Regions from separate parts of the Homo sapiens genome. Here region 2 is linked to region 1. A link is an interaction called in ENCODE POLR2A ChIA-PET data of the cell type or tissue named here. Cell type or tissue: PC-3. All regions are shown on one strand.

Evidence for each region. Peaks named below come from ENCODE experiments on the same cell type or tissue, not always from the same donor. Only the 100,000 strongest peaks of a DNase experiment are listed, where the experiment ranks them.
Region 2: POLR2A ChIA-PET joins it to region 1 with 11 read pairs; 6 of 35 experiments call an interaction of 5 or more read pairs at or near these places.

Annotation. Positions count from the first base shown.
Region 1 is chr6:146,543,233-146,551,232 of GRCh38, forward strand. RAB32 (RAB32, member RAS oncogene family) reads left to right here and starts at 601. Exons shown (of 3, transcript NM_006834.5): 1 at 601-889; 2 at 6,232-6,509. The coding sequence starts at 640. RefSeq lists a silencer at 175-554. In PC-3, a CTCF peak has its summit at 251 (motif pointing right); DNase peaks (open chromatin) are centred at 329 and 3,409; H3K4me3 peaks cover 4,395 bases; H3K27ac peaks cover 2,378 bases.
Region 2 is chr6:145,951,837-145,959,836 of GRCh38, forward strand. It overlaps SHPRH (SNF2 histone linker PHD RING helicase), which reads right to left. Exons shown (of 30, transcript NM_001042683.3): 2 at 2,854-3,518; 3 at 513-642. The coding sequence starts at 3,486. Among named protein-coding and RNA genes, the nearest start is that of SHPRH, 8.5 kb to the right of the region's middle. In PC-3, no CTCF peak of the experiment used is centred here; no DNase peak of the experiment used is centred here.

The DNA of each region.
Region 1 (8,000 bases):
CCATCTAAAGGGGACTGCTCGCGACCCAAGCCAAGGCCCGCAAGTGTGGCTCTCCCTGCGGGGAGAGTAGGGCAGGAGGTGGATTTCCAGGCCAGAGGCTTCCAGGCTGGGCCCGGACCCCACGCCGACCCCGGCCCCGGGGGGGGCTCAGCGACCTCGGCGCCTCCTCAGGCCCCCAGTGAACCTCCGGGGCCCATAAAGGCTCCAGGCCGGCTCCCCGGAGGCCCACCAGCGGGCGTCTGGGCCTCCCTCCGCGCCGCGACCGCCAGGAGGCGCCGCCCGGGAGAGGAAGTCCAGCTGGGCCCGGCCGGGCTTCGGAGGCGCCGCCCGGGAGAGGAAGTCCAGTTGGGCCCGGCCGGGCTTCAGAGGCGCAGGGCGGGAGCCGCCTCGCGCAGGGTCCTCCCCAAGCCGGCGCCAGGCCCTGCCCTCGTCCGGCCCTGCCCTCGTCTGGCCCCGCCCGGGCCGCGAGCACTGGCGGGTTCTGGGTCCTGTGACCGGTCAGGCGGCGTCAGCGGGCGCGGCGGAGGGCTGGCCGGCCTCGGGGGAGTTTCCGCGGCCGCCGGGGGCGCGGCGGCAGAGCGCGAGGCCGGGCAGGGGGCCAGACTCGGAGTCGAGGCGCGCCCGACAGCCGCAGCGCTCATGGCGGGCGGAGGAGCCGGGGACCCCGGCCTGGGGGCGGCCGCCGCCCCAGCGCCCGAGACCCGCGAGCACCTCTTCAAGGTGCTGGTGATCGGCGAGCTTGGCGTGGGCAAGACCAGCATCATCAAGCGCTACGTCCACCAGCTCTTCTCCCAGCACTACCGGGCCACCATCGGGGTGGACTTCGCCCTCAAGGTCCTCAACTGGGACAGCAGGACTCTGGTGCGCCTGCAGCTGTGGGACATCGCGGGTAAGCGCGGCCGCGAGTTTCCCACTCCAGAGCCCCGCCGGGCCGCCTGGCTCCTCTCTGCTTCTTTTCTTTTTCTTTTCTGCCTGAACTCGTCTGCCTGGGTACCTTTAGGAGAAGAGAGAGGCCCAATCCAAGGGCGAGATGCGATGGACGCGGTCGGCTGGACTCGGTGGGGCCCAGAGGATGGGATGGGCAGTAGGAGTTGGAGCAGGTCCTGCACGCCAGAGCTCGCTCTCCTGAAGGGAGGCGAGGAGGCCAGGGGGCCTTTTCCAGAAGTTTGAACTCTGAATAATGCAAGTATATCATACATACACCAGGACTAGTTGAGAAGGCTGCTTTGGAGCGGGCCGGCGCCTCTCAGCCTCAACTCAAGTTCAGAGGGATTGGGTGACTTAACCCGAAGCTGCACTCCTAGTTAGTGACACCACCAAGACCAAAAGCCAGGTTCCTTTCCAGATCATTTTCCACCACCCGCCTTGGCTCTGAGACTGGCCTTTGTGAGGGAAACTCCATTCCTCAAATACTTTGCTCTCATCGGAAGCCGAGGACAGACACTCCGTGAAGATTTGGGAAAGCTTTTCTGAAACCTTACACTCACCCCTTCCTCTCTTGCTAAACCAACACCTAGTCCCATCCCTGGTGCCCTCGCCCCCCCCCGCCCCCCCCCCACTCCTCAATACAGTGTTTCTCTGCCATTTGCTTTCATTTGTTCTGTTTGAGGGGGTACATTTCCCTCTGCTCTGATTTATGAACACTTGAACTTTGCCTGGTGTGGTGGTTGGGAGTGGGCGTTTTAAAGATGATGTTAACTATTGGAAAGTTCATAGAAATGGTACCAAGCCAAGTGCCAGTGGCTCACGCCTGTAATCCCAGCACTTTGGAAGGCCTAGACTGGAGGATCGCATGAGCACAGGAGTTCGAGACCAGCCTGGGCTGTTAGTGAGACCCTGTCTCTACAAAATACATACATACATATATACATACATACATACAAAAAATTAGACAAGTGTGGTCGTGCGTGCCTGTAGTCCCAGCTACTCAGGAGCCTGAGGCAGGAGGATCACTTGACCCTAGGAGAGGTCAAGGCTTCAGTGAGCTGTGTTCTCACTGCTGTACTCCAGCCTGGTCAACAGAGTGAGACCCTATCTCAGAAAAAAAAAAAAAAAGTACGAAAATTACTCTGTTCAATCATTACAGGTGTTAAGAAGCACAGTCTGCAGTACAGCATTAGAATGGGAGCTGGTTTAGGGTTAGAGGACACCTGAGGCCACCCTTCATTCTACAGTCCCTACACTGAAGCCCATGGAGGGTATAGCTACCTGGCTGGTAGCAGAGTGGTTGGGGGGATCACAGGTCTACTGTCTGTCTGCCAGGTAGTGCTCTTGTCATTTATAGCTTGTTACATAAGAAAGAGTAGTAAATAATTGTAACCTATAACTCATTCATTTAAGAGCACATTTCTGTCCCTCAGACAGGAGAATAACTGTATGCAACTCAGTTGCTCAGAAAAAAGGAGTAATCAGCCAGGGACTCAGCTTTTTGTTGTTGTTTTTTGTTACCAAAAACCAAAAGTTCGTTTGAAAAGTCATCTTTGAAGCCAGAAGTTTTTTCGAAACACTTCCTGCCGTTGCACAGAACCCTAATGAGCAGTATTTCTGCTTCTTGACAAAGTCATGGATTCTAAAGGTTGCCTTACCATGTGACGGTCATTCTCCAGGAATCTGCAGCATAGCTGAGGTTTTTCACAAAGATGGTTTTAAAACCTTGCTTACAAGGGTGATTGACCTTGCCTTACTCTTTATGTAAATTATGGCATTTTGTTATTAAACTACGATTGGGTCCCACTGCTGGTAAATCAGTATGAGTAACTAGATTTTTAAGTGTTTATAGTTAGAAACTTGAGAAAGTAAAAGCAGGAGTAAGATACAAATTTTCTTTCTGGTATCACCTCTTCTTTTTTTATTAATCACAGACCTCGAATGACAGGAAGGGGTCATATCTAGTTTTTTATCAGACTCTGATAAACATCTGCCTAGATGGGATATCCTTGTACTTTTCACTAAATCCAAAGCTTGAGTTTTGCCAGGAAGGAAAACAAAAGTTTAAGATCTCCAAAAGGGATTTCTGGATGTTAGATATTGTTTCAACAGGTATTGTTGTCCCATACAGCAAGTACAGACCAGCAATTTACAAAATTAGAGGTAAATTTATAGAAATTATTAGGCTCACATTATAAGTAAGATTTTCAGAGATAGAATTTTAATATCTCTGAATATGAGGGAGAAAAATAGCTTAGTGAGAGACCAAAAACAAAAAAAAAACAAAAAAAACTGTTTTAGAGACCAAAAAAAGCAAAACAAAACAAAAAATCCTTAGCCTAAAGTTTGGAGAGCTACATTACTAACTGTTTGATTTGAATATTTGAGCTACTAGTGAATCTCAGCTCATACCATTTGAATTAAGTAATGATGATGTAATGAAGGCAAACTGATGGCTGCTCCACAAACTTCCCCCAGGGCTAAGCATACTTGCCTTATGTAGTAACAAAGTTGGATCATATTTAATTCTCAAATAATAGAAATATTCTTTGATTGCACAATAGTAGATAGAGCCAGCTACTTGCCATAACTAAGTTAAGGTGTGGTGTTTTTACTAGTTAGGTTTTTTTTTTTTTTTTTTTTTTGGTTGCTTCAGTGAGAGGGCGAGGTAGTGAAGAAATTATGACGAATCTCTATGCTTGAAAGCTGTGGCAAGTATGATAGGCTAGAATTATCAAATGTTTTCTACACATGTAGCTAAGCAGATTCAGCTGAACTCTTCAGGTTAAGAACCACTGTGATCCTCAGATACACAAATCTGTTCTTACGGCATTGAAGGAATCTGGCTTTAAAATACAGATGCAGTTTAGTGCAGTTTTTGTGTTAGACAATTGCCATCTCTTAACTCACACGTACTTTAGGACTGCTGCTCAAAACATAACTGAAATATACTAAAATCTTGAAGTCTTTGATAACACTTTACAGAGATCTTAATAAATGCATACTCAAGATATAGCAAGAGATGTCTCTGATCTTCCTTTTAATGCTCAGTGTAGGTAAAGTAGTATTTGGTTTACTATTATATGCTTATTGCTTATTAGTCACTATAGCATTTTTCAGGCAAATTGAAAGACTGGTCTAGGTTAAATCTTAAAAAAACAAGTTTGTCCATTTAGGTCTAGTATACTTTAGCCTTCATGTATTGACTGAGTGATTTGCTTTTTAGGATCAACATTTTTTAATAAAAATCTGAATGAGTAACTCTCCTTTGGGCCAAAGGACAAATTGGGAACAGTCTGCTCTGAAGTTCATATAAATAATATTTACCCAAGCATAAAATGTGTGCTTGGAAGATATAAACTATATAATTTATGCCTAAACTTATTTTACATTGTTTTGATTCCCATCCAAAATAGAATGTGGATCCTGATTGCCTTGCTGCATCTTATACTTTGTCGATTAGTATACCTAGTAATATCCCTTTGTCTTTTTTTTCACAACTCTCCTATCATCTTTCATGAGCACGAGTAAAAGGAAATACTTGAAATTTACAGATGATTCACAAAAAAAAAAAAAAAAAAGCAACAGTCACTAAAGTTTAACAACTCTTTGTTAACTTCTAGGTTTCTAACTGTTCTTTTACTCATTTGTCACCCCACTCTCTTTTCTAAATTAAAGATATAGTCCAAAGGAATAGTTTATTACCATGTAATTATCTTGAAATCTTACTTTTTCAATTTCCTAATTTAAGACTGTCATATCTTGTTGCTTAGTCTTTTCATATTCAATAATTAAAATATATAAAAATGGAAGTGGTTGGTAATGTGTGCACTGCATTTGAAATTGGAGTCTGAATCATTTCAATGCATATAGTCTTTCTGCAGAATAGCGATTTTGAACAGTTGGCATATCATGTAAGTTTTTATAAATGTCAGCATTATGAGCCAATGAACTATATAATGGTCAGATTTACATCACAATAAAATATGAGCATAATAGTAGGGTTTCATATGTGACCATTTGTTACAGTAAAATTTAGACCTTTGGACTATTACAGTACAGCTTCAGTTAAACCATATGAGGAGTCATCACAAAACAAACCTTAAATTTATGCATTCACGTTTGACCATTGTTTTATTCTTCTTCCATTATTCCCTAAAACAATATATAAAATTATATTGCATTGTAGAGTTTGGAGAAGGAAGAATTTTATATTTTGGGGTATCTTTGCATCTGTGCAGAGAAAATGTGTCAATAAAATGTAGATAAAGCCTGTTGCTCATGTGTTTCAAGAAGAAAGTGTCTTTATCATAGAACAGAGTGATACATCTTAGATGTGCATTGATTGCCAATCATTTTTCCTTCACACTGTAGTCAGTAACTAAGTCAAGGCAACTGCAAGATAGTTCAGAAAGGCTAGCATCCCACTTCTATAGGTGTGTGGGAGTCAGAAGACCTGGATTCTAGTCCTGTCTTCTTTAGTCAGTGCCACTATAATCCTGGCCAAGCATCCATTTTCCTGTTGTTACATCTGTCAGATGAAAAGAAGGGTCTTTCCTATGCCAAAGATTAGTACAATAGCAGATAGTAAGAGAACGCTTTGCAAAGTCCTATATAATGTACAAAGCAGATTTTTCCCAAAGTGTTTGACATAAATTATTTTAAAAGTACAATGACATTTGAAGAACCCTGGAATTGATTCTTCTTGTAACAACACAACCAGTTGTGCCTTTTGTTCTGAAACAGATTTTCATGTATCTACTACTTACAGGGGTGAAATCTTGCATATTGAGTCAGAAGTGGGTATGGGCTAGAGATATGAAGGAGAGATGAGTTGAGAACATGAACTACTTTATCTCATGTCCAGCCCTAATCTATTTGACTAGCATGTTACCCACTGCACTTATCTCCTTCCTGCAGGCTTCATTTCTTCTATTCTTGTCTCTTCTTCCTCTACTTCCAGCTTTATGTTTTCCTTTAGTGCCTCTCTTCTCTTAGACTAAGGGGAGACGAGTCGGAATAAATGACAGACTTTGTAGCTTTAAATATTGTCATATTGGTTTTTATGGAGAATATGTTGTACAGAACATAAAACTAATTCATTATGTACTTAAACCAAATTATCAGACACATCTGCTCTATGGGTCATGGTCTGTATGGATAGCCTTAATCACACCAGGTTATATTGCTGTGGAATGGAAGACATTTGTTCATAGTGTTGCTCTTGGGGTAAAAGGGGTTATACCTAAATGTAGACTCTGTCTGAATTACAAGTTTTTAATTTTTTCTTATATTTATGTCTAGGGCAGGAGCGATTTGGCAACATGACCCGAGTATACTACAAGGAAGCTGTTGGTGCTTTTGTAGTCTTTGATATATCAAGAAGTTCCACATTTGAGGCAGTCTTAAAATGGAAAAGTGATCTGGATAGTAAAGTTCATCTTCCAAATGGCAGCCCTATCCCTGCTGTCCTCTTGGCTAACAAATGTGACCAGAACAAGGACAGTAGCCAGAGTCCTTCCCAGGTGGACCAATTCTGCAAAGAACATGGCTTTGCCGGATGGTTTGAAACCTCTGCAAAGGTGAGATCTGCTTTGCTTATGCATCTTTTGCTTTCTAGCTCATAATTCTGAGCTGTAAATGTAAAGTATTTAGATATATTTATGTGAGTGGTGTTTGAAAGTCTGGAAAATGAGAAGTGTAGCATGGATGTGTTATAGCTTCTTTCAGTCCACAACAGGACTGCTTTCCAAATTGGCTAATGGCTAATAGAAGGGCAGATTTTCCATCAAAACAAAAAGAATTATTTAGGGCAAAAAGCAAATGACATTTTCTGTGAGTTTGAGTTTTTAACTGAGGTACTTCTCATGCAACTAGAGTGGTTGGGGGTATTGTCAAGCACGAGAATTTTTGGTTTTTACAAAAGGCTAAGTGAATAGGAAGATGCCTCTGGTGAAGATGTGTGTCACATGCAGGACCATGTGAAAAGATCAGAGAGGAGATTTATTCAGATGATGTTTGAAGAGTTTTAGGTTAACTGTGTACGAAAGATTTGAAACAGCCAGAAAGTATCAACATTTGTGGTATGCTTCATAAACAGTAGAGTGAGAATTTTTTCTTTTGTCTATTATGGAAAGCTGAATAAAATATTTTCTGAAGGAAAAAATAAAACACTCAGTTGACTTTCAAAAATCTTAACAGTCTAGTGACCAGGCACGGTGGCTCATGCCTGTAATCCTAGCAGTCTGGGAGGCCGAGGCAGATGGATCGGGCAGATCGCTTGAACTGGGAGTTCGAGACCAGCCTGGGCAACGTGGCGAAACCCTGTCTCTGCCAAAAATACACAAAGTAGCTGAGCATGGTGGTGCATGCCTGTGGTCCTAGCTTCTCGGGAGGCTAAGGCAGGAGGATCACTTGAGTCTGGGAGGCAGAGGTTGCAGTGAGCCGAGATCATGCCACTGCACTCCAGCCTGGGTGACAAAGTGAGACCCCATCTCAAAAAAAAAAAAATCTTAATAGTCTAGATATAGAAAAAAGGTGAAAATTATACATATATAAAATGTTTGGGGGGGGGGTTACGTGCATTGGAACTTTCACATAAGGGGGTTAGTGACAATCAGATTTATGTAAGAATGATGAAATGTTTGAAAAATTCTGTGATGACAGATAAACATTATACCATAAATTTGTTGAAATCATAACACAGTTCTAGCTTTTAGTTTATGTTCTGTGGATTTCTTGTGTGTGTTTACGGGTGTTTTTATATATGTATGTATGTATGATTGTTCCTCCAAATCACCCACCTCATTCTGGATATTTACTAATCAGATTAGGTTTAGCTCTACTAGAAACTTACCCTTAGAGTGAAAAACTACTTGATGCCAATGATGATCTGCGGGATAAAAGCGAAGCAATGAGAGACTGCACAAAAGGAGACCGCTCCAAAAATATTGCGCAATGATGGAGTCACTGGGAAAAAAAAGACTGTCTACTGCAGGCAGAAATGTACACTCCTAAGCTAGAGGCTAATTGTTTGAATAAATATAGCATCTTAAAATTTCCTTTCATAAATA
Region 2 (8,000 bases), 590 kb before region 1:
ATGAGCTGCACCAAGCCATCCACACTCTCCCAAGGTGACCAATGGCAGACAACTCTGAATCTGCAGTCCTGACCAAAGATGCAACGTCTTGCCAAGAAACAGAGCAAAGTTATCTGGTCTTTATGGGAACCAGGCTTTTGAAATTATTTGTCAGACTGCAAAGGAGAGGTGGAATAAACGCCAGCCAAGAATTTCTGGCCCATGACAAAATAAAAGCACAGGAATAATGCAAAAATCCCAACCAGCTCAGATCCCTTTAGACTCTGCCTTTTGACTTGCATATTGACTCCGCAAATATTTCTTTAATATTTAATATAAGGTAAGCACAGAGTTAACCAAAGAAACAAATTATATTAGTGGGTGCATTTCAAATAAGTATAATTTGCCATATAATCATTTAATTTTTATTATGGCTTTATTAGCTGTTTTTCTGATTGTTATGTCCAGGGGTTAGAGGAAAAAACTCACAACTCCTAAGTAATAGCAATTTTTAAGTTTACTGTAAATATTACCTGGAATAATAGAATTGTGTAACTTTTCCATTACTTTCTTCATGAGCTGATTGAACTTTTTCATTCTTGAATTTGCATCACTCAAGAAGTCTAGTTTTGCTAGGCCAGCTTCCAAAAGATAAATTCCAACCTAAAAACAATTAATCAAAATAAAAGTAGTTTCATTTGAAATATACCATTCTTTATGAGGACATAAGCAAGAAAAAATTAGCATCACTACTTTTAAAGGTATTCATAGCATGTGTGACACAAACAATAAATACATGCCTACCAAATTTCCCCCACGTGTTTCATTTTCACTAACAAATTATAAATGTAAGTGCCTACAATGTACAATTCGAGTTGCTGGAAAAAAATATTCCCCTAACTGAAATCGAACCTGGGAGAATGTGATAAGAACACCTAGTTCTATCTACCAATGCAATGATTCCCAAAACTGATGAATTAATCAGTCAAGTTTGTTAAAAATGCCGATTTCCCCAGAAGATTATGACATACATGCTAGGAATCTTCTGCACAGTTAGGTTTGGGCATCCTCATTACTGAATCAAACACTAAAACGTGTAAAAAAACAGACCTTGATTAATGTTAATATTTTGACCCTAGTGAAGCAATGTGGTATGAAGTTTTACAGTTGAAAGACTTGATTTTGAATACTGGCATTGATATTTGGAAGCTAAATGAATTTGAGAAAAATAACCTATTGATTTTGACCTAAGTGTTCTCATTTACAAAATGGAGAGAAGTCCATCTTAAATAATATAACTATAAAAGTTTCTAATGGTAGACACTCAATAAATGTTAATTCCCTTTACTTCATGTTGACTATGTTGTACCTGACTCCCTAATCACTGAGAATCTCATATTCTTTCACTACAGAACAGGAATCCACCAGCCTTACACAGAAATGAATGACAAAGAGTGTATTTCATTACTGCTAGTATTCTGTCTTGGCTCGCTTGGTGATGTCTTACTACAGCAGCAATAAATGTTTAAATATTTGTAAAATTCAGGATCAGGAAAAACAGAATAGATTAACACTTGGTCTGTAGGGAACGTAGATAGAACACAGATATGTGAGTCATAAATTGTTACATACTTGTTATCACTGAGCCACAATTTTGGCAAAATCAGTAAAGAGAGGGAATGTTTGATTACATAGTTTCACTGTACAGGGAAAAATTAATTGGAGTCTAATAATTCTAAATGTTCTCCTTTCCTTCTGACAATTCTAAAACTATAACTAAGGTTATCGATGCAAGAAATATATGAGACAGTTTTCAGTTAAACAACATGAAATTAACATTTTAAATTTTCAGGTTTAGCATAAAAGCATATTAACTTGCTTCACAGTTTACAAAGTATACTTTCTTACATTATCTGGCCTGATTTTCAACACAATTCTATGCTGTAAGAAGAATGGGTATTATTTACATTTCATAAAGAAACTGAAATTAGAGCATTTAAATGATTCACATAAAGTTATTTGGCCAGTGAATGACAGAGACTGAAATAAATTACAAATTTATTCATTCATCTACTGAAAATTTAGGTACCAGGTACTTTACTAGGCTGTAAAGATGAAAGGCTTCATAGTTTAGCAGAGGGGAATGATCTAAAATGTTAAGTATGTGACAAGCCGCCAAGGCCAAAAAAAAAAATCTACCAGAGATTCTGAGGAGAGGGCACATAATACTACCAATAGATTTAAGAAACGATCTCCCTGGGTGAATTAAATGCTATACTAAATATTAAAGAATAACCAGGAATTACCAGGGAAGGGGAAGGGAACAACTCAAGCAGAAGGAACTATAAGAACAAAAGCAAAGACGCAGAAAGTCAGTGTGGTATATGGAGAAAATAAATCAATTTGGAGTTTCTGGGACAAAATAAAAAGCAGAGTAATAAAGGGTAAGGCTCAAGGGCTTGTCAAGGGAGGAACTTGTGTGCCAGATTAGAAAGATTATACTTAATTCTGTAGGCAGTAATGGGTAGAATTTCATTTGCATTCAATCATACAATTCCAGAGACAAAATCGAAGCATTTGAAAAGGCAAAATAGCAAACAGATAAATGGTTAAATGACTGCTGCAGTAAGAGGAACTGATGATGAGGACCAAAACAAGTCACTGAAAGTAGAGATGGAAGATCTTGAAAAAGTGTAGCCTGAAAATGATTAGTTGTAACATACTTTGAATAGTTATTAAAAGCTTAAAGTGTACTTTGAAACTTAACAATGAAAGGCTTATTGCTGGCTTTTCAGACTTCTCTCACAAGTTAATTTAAAATTGGACTGCCAATGTAGAAGAGCCTCAAAAAAGACACCACAAAAAACTGAGTACCTTGATAATGTGATTTCCTTCTGGTTTCTGATAGAGTTTTATTCTTCTCTTCTTTTGTAGCCACCCCAAATCTTCTAACATTTCACCACTGAAGGATGACTCCACCAGAATACCCTTGTCACAAATACTCATCGGTTCTTTTTTTTGTTTCTCTACATCTTCACCTTTTGAATGAACATAAATCAGGAACTGATTGCTTGACTCTGAACTCATCAATGTAATACTCCTTTCGGAAAAATTTTCAATTAAACTCTGTGCAGGAAGAAGCTGAAGAGTTAATTCTCCTAGAAATGCTTTCCAGGAATTATCAAAATGATAGGGAGAAATCACAATATTTAACTTTACAGACAAAGGGGAAAAAATACCAACAGTCTCTTCTTTTTCAATTGGTTTTGAGAAGCTCACCACTTTTGAACACCTCTTCTTATCTCTGTGAGCCACTTCTTCCTTTAGACTATCACTTAGAATGATATAATGAGCAGAAGAGGTATCTGAACCTGGGCAGGGCTGCTCGTCATCATCACTTATGATGATAGGTTCATTCCTTCTGTCCTCATGCATATTCCAATGAAGCTGCTGCCTCTTTTCCTCATCTACCCTCACTGGAGGAGCACGTTTCCGTCGGCTGCTCATTTTCAAGTTTTCTTGGCTGGTAACTGTGAACTCTAGAGGACAAATGAAACAACAGGAGGTATAACAAGAGATGATTTAGTATTTAAGGGTTACCAGATGAGAAATTCAGCATAAATTCATAGCCCATAAACATAATATGAAATCTTCTGTGAGATATAAGGCAATGAGTAATTTTTTTACCAGGTCATTATGACTAAGGAATGAACATATTAACCATAATCTCATTTATCAAATAAATTCTAATGGTTTTGCTAGTCTTTAATAGTAAAGGCAATTTGTTGTATAAAATAAAATAAATTGTAGAAATACATTTAATAAGCAATATAATAGGAAGGTAAATCTCTCAATCCCAAGTAATTTAACTGCCCCTCAGAACAAAGCCCAACAATACTTAAAAGAGCGAAACAAAATCCAACACAAATGTCTGGCATCAAATCTAAAATTATCAGGCACGCAAAAAAAATGAAAATAAAACAGAAAAATAAGACCCATTACAAGAAAAAAATCAAAAAGCCCCAGAAAAGACACAGATGATATAATTAGCAGAAACAAACATTCAAACAGCTACTGTAAATATTCTCAATATGTTAAAGGTAGAGGAAAACATGAATATGACAAAGAAAAATGATAGATATACAAGTGACTCCTATAGAATTTATGCAGATGGAAATGCAACATCTAAAACGAAAAACACATTGTATGAGATTACCAGCAGATTAGAAATGGCAAAGAAAAAAAGAAGCAGAATAAGCTTAAACAATGGAAACAACAGTAACAACAGAAACTGTCAAAAATGAAGTAGAGATAAACAAAGACTGAAAAAACAATAAATAGAACATCAGAAACCTACTAGACAATGTTAAGGAGTCAAACATGCATAAAACTGGAATCTCAGCAGCAAAGAATGGAAAGGATACAAAAAACTTTTTGAAAAAATCATGCATGAAAATTTTCCAACTTCTATAAAAACCATCAACTCAGAAAACCAAGAAGCTCAATGAAACCCAATCAGGGCAAACATAAAGAACAATCACAATAAGGTATGCCATAATTAAATTACTGAAAAGTGAGGACTTCTCTCCAGATTGGCCCTATTTCTCTGGTTTAGACACTGCTCCCACCCCACAGCTCTAAACCCAGCAAAATATCTTTCAAAAATGAAGGTGAAAAAAAGATCAACAAAAGCCAAAAGGACTTATCACCTGTATACCTACAATCTAAGTAATGTAAGAAGCGCTTGGGTAGAAGAAATATGACATCAGATGGAAATCTGGATCCACACACAAGGAAATAAAAAGCAAAAACAAAAAATATGTGTATAAATATAGTAAACTTTTTTCTTGATTTTTAAATTTCTGTAAAAGATAACTTACTATACTTTCATTCTGAAAATTTTCAAGCATACATAAAAATTTAGAAAATAGTATAACAGTATAATCAGAGATCTATACAGTGTACTATGTTCATGGACTAGAAGACTCAAAATGTTCAGATGTCAATTTCTTAGTACTGACCTATAGAAAAGCAATCCCATTCAAAATTCCAACAGGTTTGTTCTGTAGAAACTGACAACCTGATGTTAAAATTTATACTAAAATGCCTACAATACAGGAAAGTCAATATAATTTTAGAAAAGAAAAATAAAGTTGAATGACTTACACTGATTCCAAGACATATGTCAAAAGAAATAAAAATGGTGCAGTAGTGGTGTAAAGACCAACATATAGATCAAGGGAAATGTCCTGTAGTGGACCCACACATGGATGGTCAATTGATTTTTGAAAGAAGTTCAGAGGCAGTCAATGGGAAAGGTATCCTTTTAGTAAATGGATACCAATATGCAATGAAATGAAGCTTTACCTCCTAAAATGTAAGAATTAACTAAAAATAGATAATAAACTATAAAAGCTAAAACTAAAACTTCTCAAAGAAAACAGAGGAGAAAACCTAAATGACATTGGATTAGCCCAAAAAAAAGGCACAAAAATTTTTAAGCAGGAAACAAAAACCATAGACTATGTAAGAATATGATAAACTAAGTTTCATCAAAATTAAATATTTTGGTTCTTCAAAAGATACTGTCATCAAAATATGACAGCAAGTCACAGATGGGAGAAAATATTAGCAAATCAAGTATCTGATGAAGGATATGTTTGCAGAATATATAAAGAACTCTCACAAATTAATAGTAAGACAAACATTTAAAAAAGTCAAAAATTTTGAATAGACATTTCACCAAAGATGACCTATAAGTGTAAAATAAGCATATGAAAATATTTTCACCAGCATCAGTCATTAAAGCAATACAAATTCAACCCACAAATCACAATGAGATGCCACTATTCATATACTAAAATAGTCAAAAATTTAAAACACTGAGAGTATGGCTCAAACAGAACTGAACTCTCCAACATTTGAACACAGCACAGTCACTTTGGAAAAGTATCAGTTTCTAATAAAATTGAATATAACTTACTATGCAGCCTAGTAATCCCTCTCTTAGGTATTTATCCAAGAGAAATCAAAACATAAATCCACAAAAATTTAAACTTGAATGTTAACAGCTTTACTATTAAAAGCCCCAAACTGGAAGAAAACCCAAATGTCCATCAACTGGTGAATGGACAAATTGTGGCATAGTCACACAATGGAATACTATTCTGTGATAAAAAGAGACTTCTGTAAAATAACCTGAATGAACTGTTAAAGCATTATGCTAAACTGAAGAAAGCTAGATGTGAAAGACTATATACTATATGATTCCATTTACATGAAATTCTAGAAATGGCAAAAACCTGATTGCAGAAAGTAGATGAGTGGTTACCAGGGGCAAGGAAGTATAAAGAGGTGACTGACAGTAAAGGAGCAGGAAGGCAGGCTTTGGGGTGACATAAATGTTCAACACATGATTGCAGAGTATACATCTGTCAAAACTCATCAAATTATATACTTTAAATTGAATTTTCTTATACATAAATTATATCATAAAGTTGATTTAAAGAGCAAAAACAAAAAGATGCACGAGATTTAGAAATTTTAATATTAAGTATAACTTTATTCAATAAATCTGAAAAATCTAGATAAAATGATAAATTATAAAGTGATAAAATTTTGCTAACAAAATACAAATGAACAAAACTGGCCCAAGAAGGAAAATATGAATAGACCAATAACCATAAAAGAAACTAAAGTGACATTATTTACCTGCCTAAGGTCTATCCTCCTTCCCTGATGACTGAACCTTTATTTAGGAACAAGGTGGCCCTATGATTCAAAGGAAGTGATTTCCTTGGCACCTCCAAGGAAGTAGTTTCTAGCTACTATTGGCCAAAGCAAATCCAATAAGGTAGTTATTGGCTGCATGTGACTACTTAACTTTCAATACAGTTATGCATTGTATAATGACATTTTGGTCAATGAGGGACCAAATATTACAGTGGTTCCATAAGGGAGCTGAAAAATTCCTATGGACTAGTGACATCATAGCCATTGTAACATCATAATGCATTTATTTATTTATTTATTTATTGAGATAGAGACTCACTCTGTTGCCCAGCTGGAGTGCAGTGGCGTGATCTCTGCTCACTGCAAGCTCCACCTCCTGGGTTCATGCCATTCTCCTGCCTCAGCCTCCTGAGTAGCTGGGACTACAGGCGCCTGCCACTATGCCCAGCTAACTTTTTTTTTGTATTTTTAGTAGAGACGGGGTTTCATGTGTTAGCCAGGATGGTTTTGAACTCCTGAACTCAAGATCTGCATGCCTCAGCCTCCCAAAGTGCTGGGACTACAGGCGTGAGCCACCGCGCCTAGCCGCATTACTTTATTTTTTAATAAACTTTGTGTAGCATAAGTGTACAGTGTTTACAAAGTCTACAGAAGTGTACAGTAATGTCCCAGGCCTTCACATTCACTCCCTGACTAACCCAGAGCAACCTTCAGTGTTATAAGCTGCATTCATGCTAAGTACCCCACAAAGGTGTACTATTTTTTATCTTTTATACCATATCTTTATTGTACATTTTCTATATTTAAATATGTTTAAATATACAAATACTACGGTGTGACAACTGCCTACAGTATCCAGTACCGAATATACTGTACAGGTTTGTAGCCTAGGAGCAGCAGGCTGTACCATAGAGCCTAGGTGTGTAGTAGGCTGGCGGTACCACCTAGGTTTGTGTAAGTATACTCTTAAGATGTTCACACAACAAACTTGCCTATGATGCATTCCTCAAAACACAGCCCCATCATTAAGTGATGCATGACTATAAATAAAATTAAATGTTATAAACTCAGCTCTTCAGTCTCACTAGCCCCATGTGCTCAGTAGCGCTATGTGACTAGTGGCTACTGTACTGGACAGCACAAATATAGAGCATTCACATAATTGCAAAAAGTCTATGTATCAGACAGTGCTTGTTTAAGTCAATCATGAGAATTCTATTCCCTTAGCCCGTGCTTCACTTATGAATGTGCAGGTGATGGATTAAAATCAATCCTTGGCTATGGTCAAC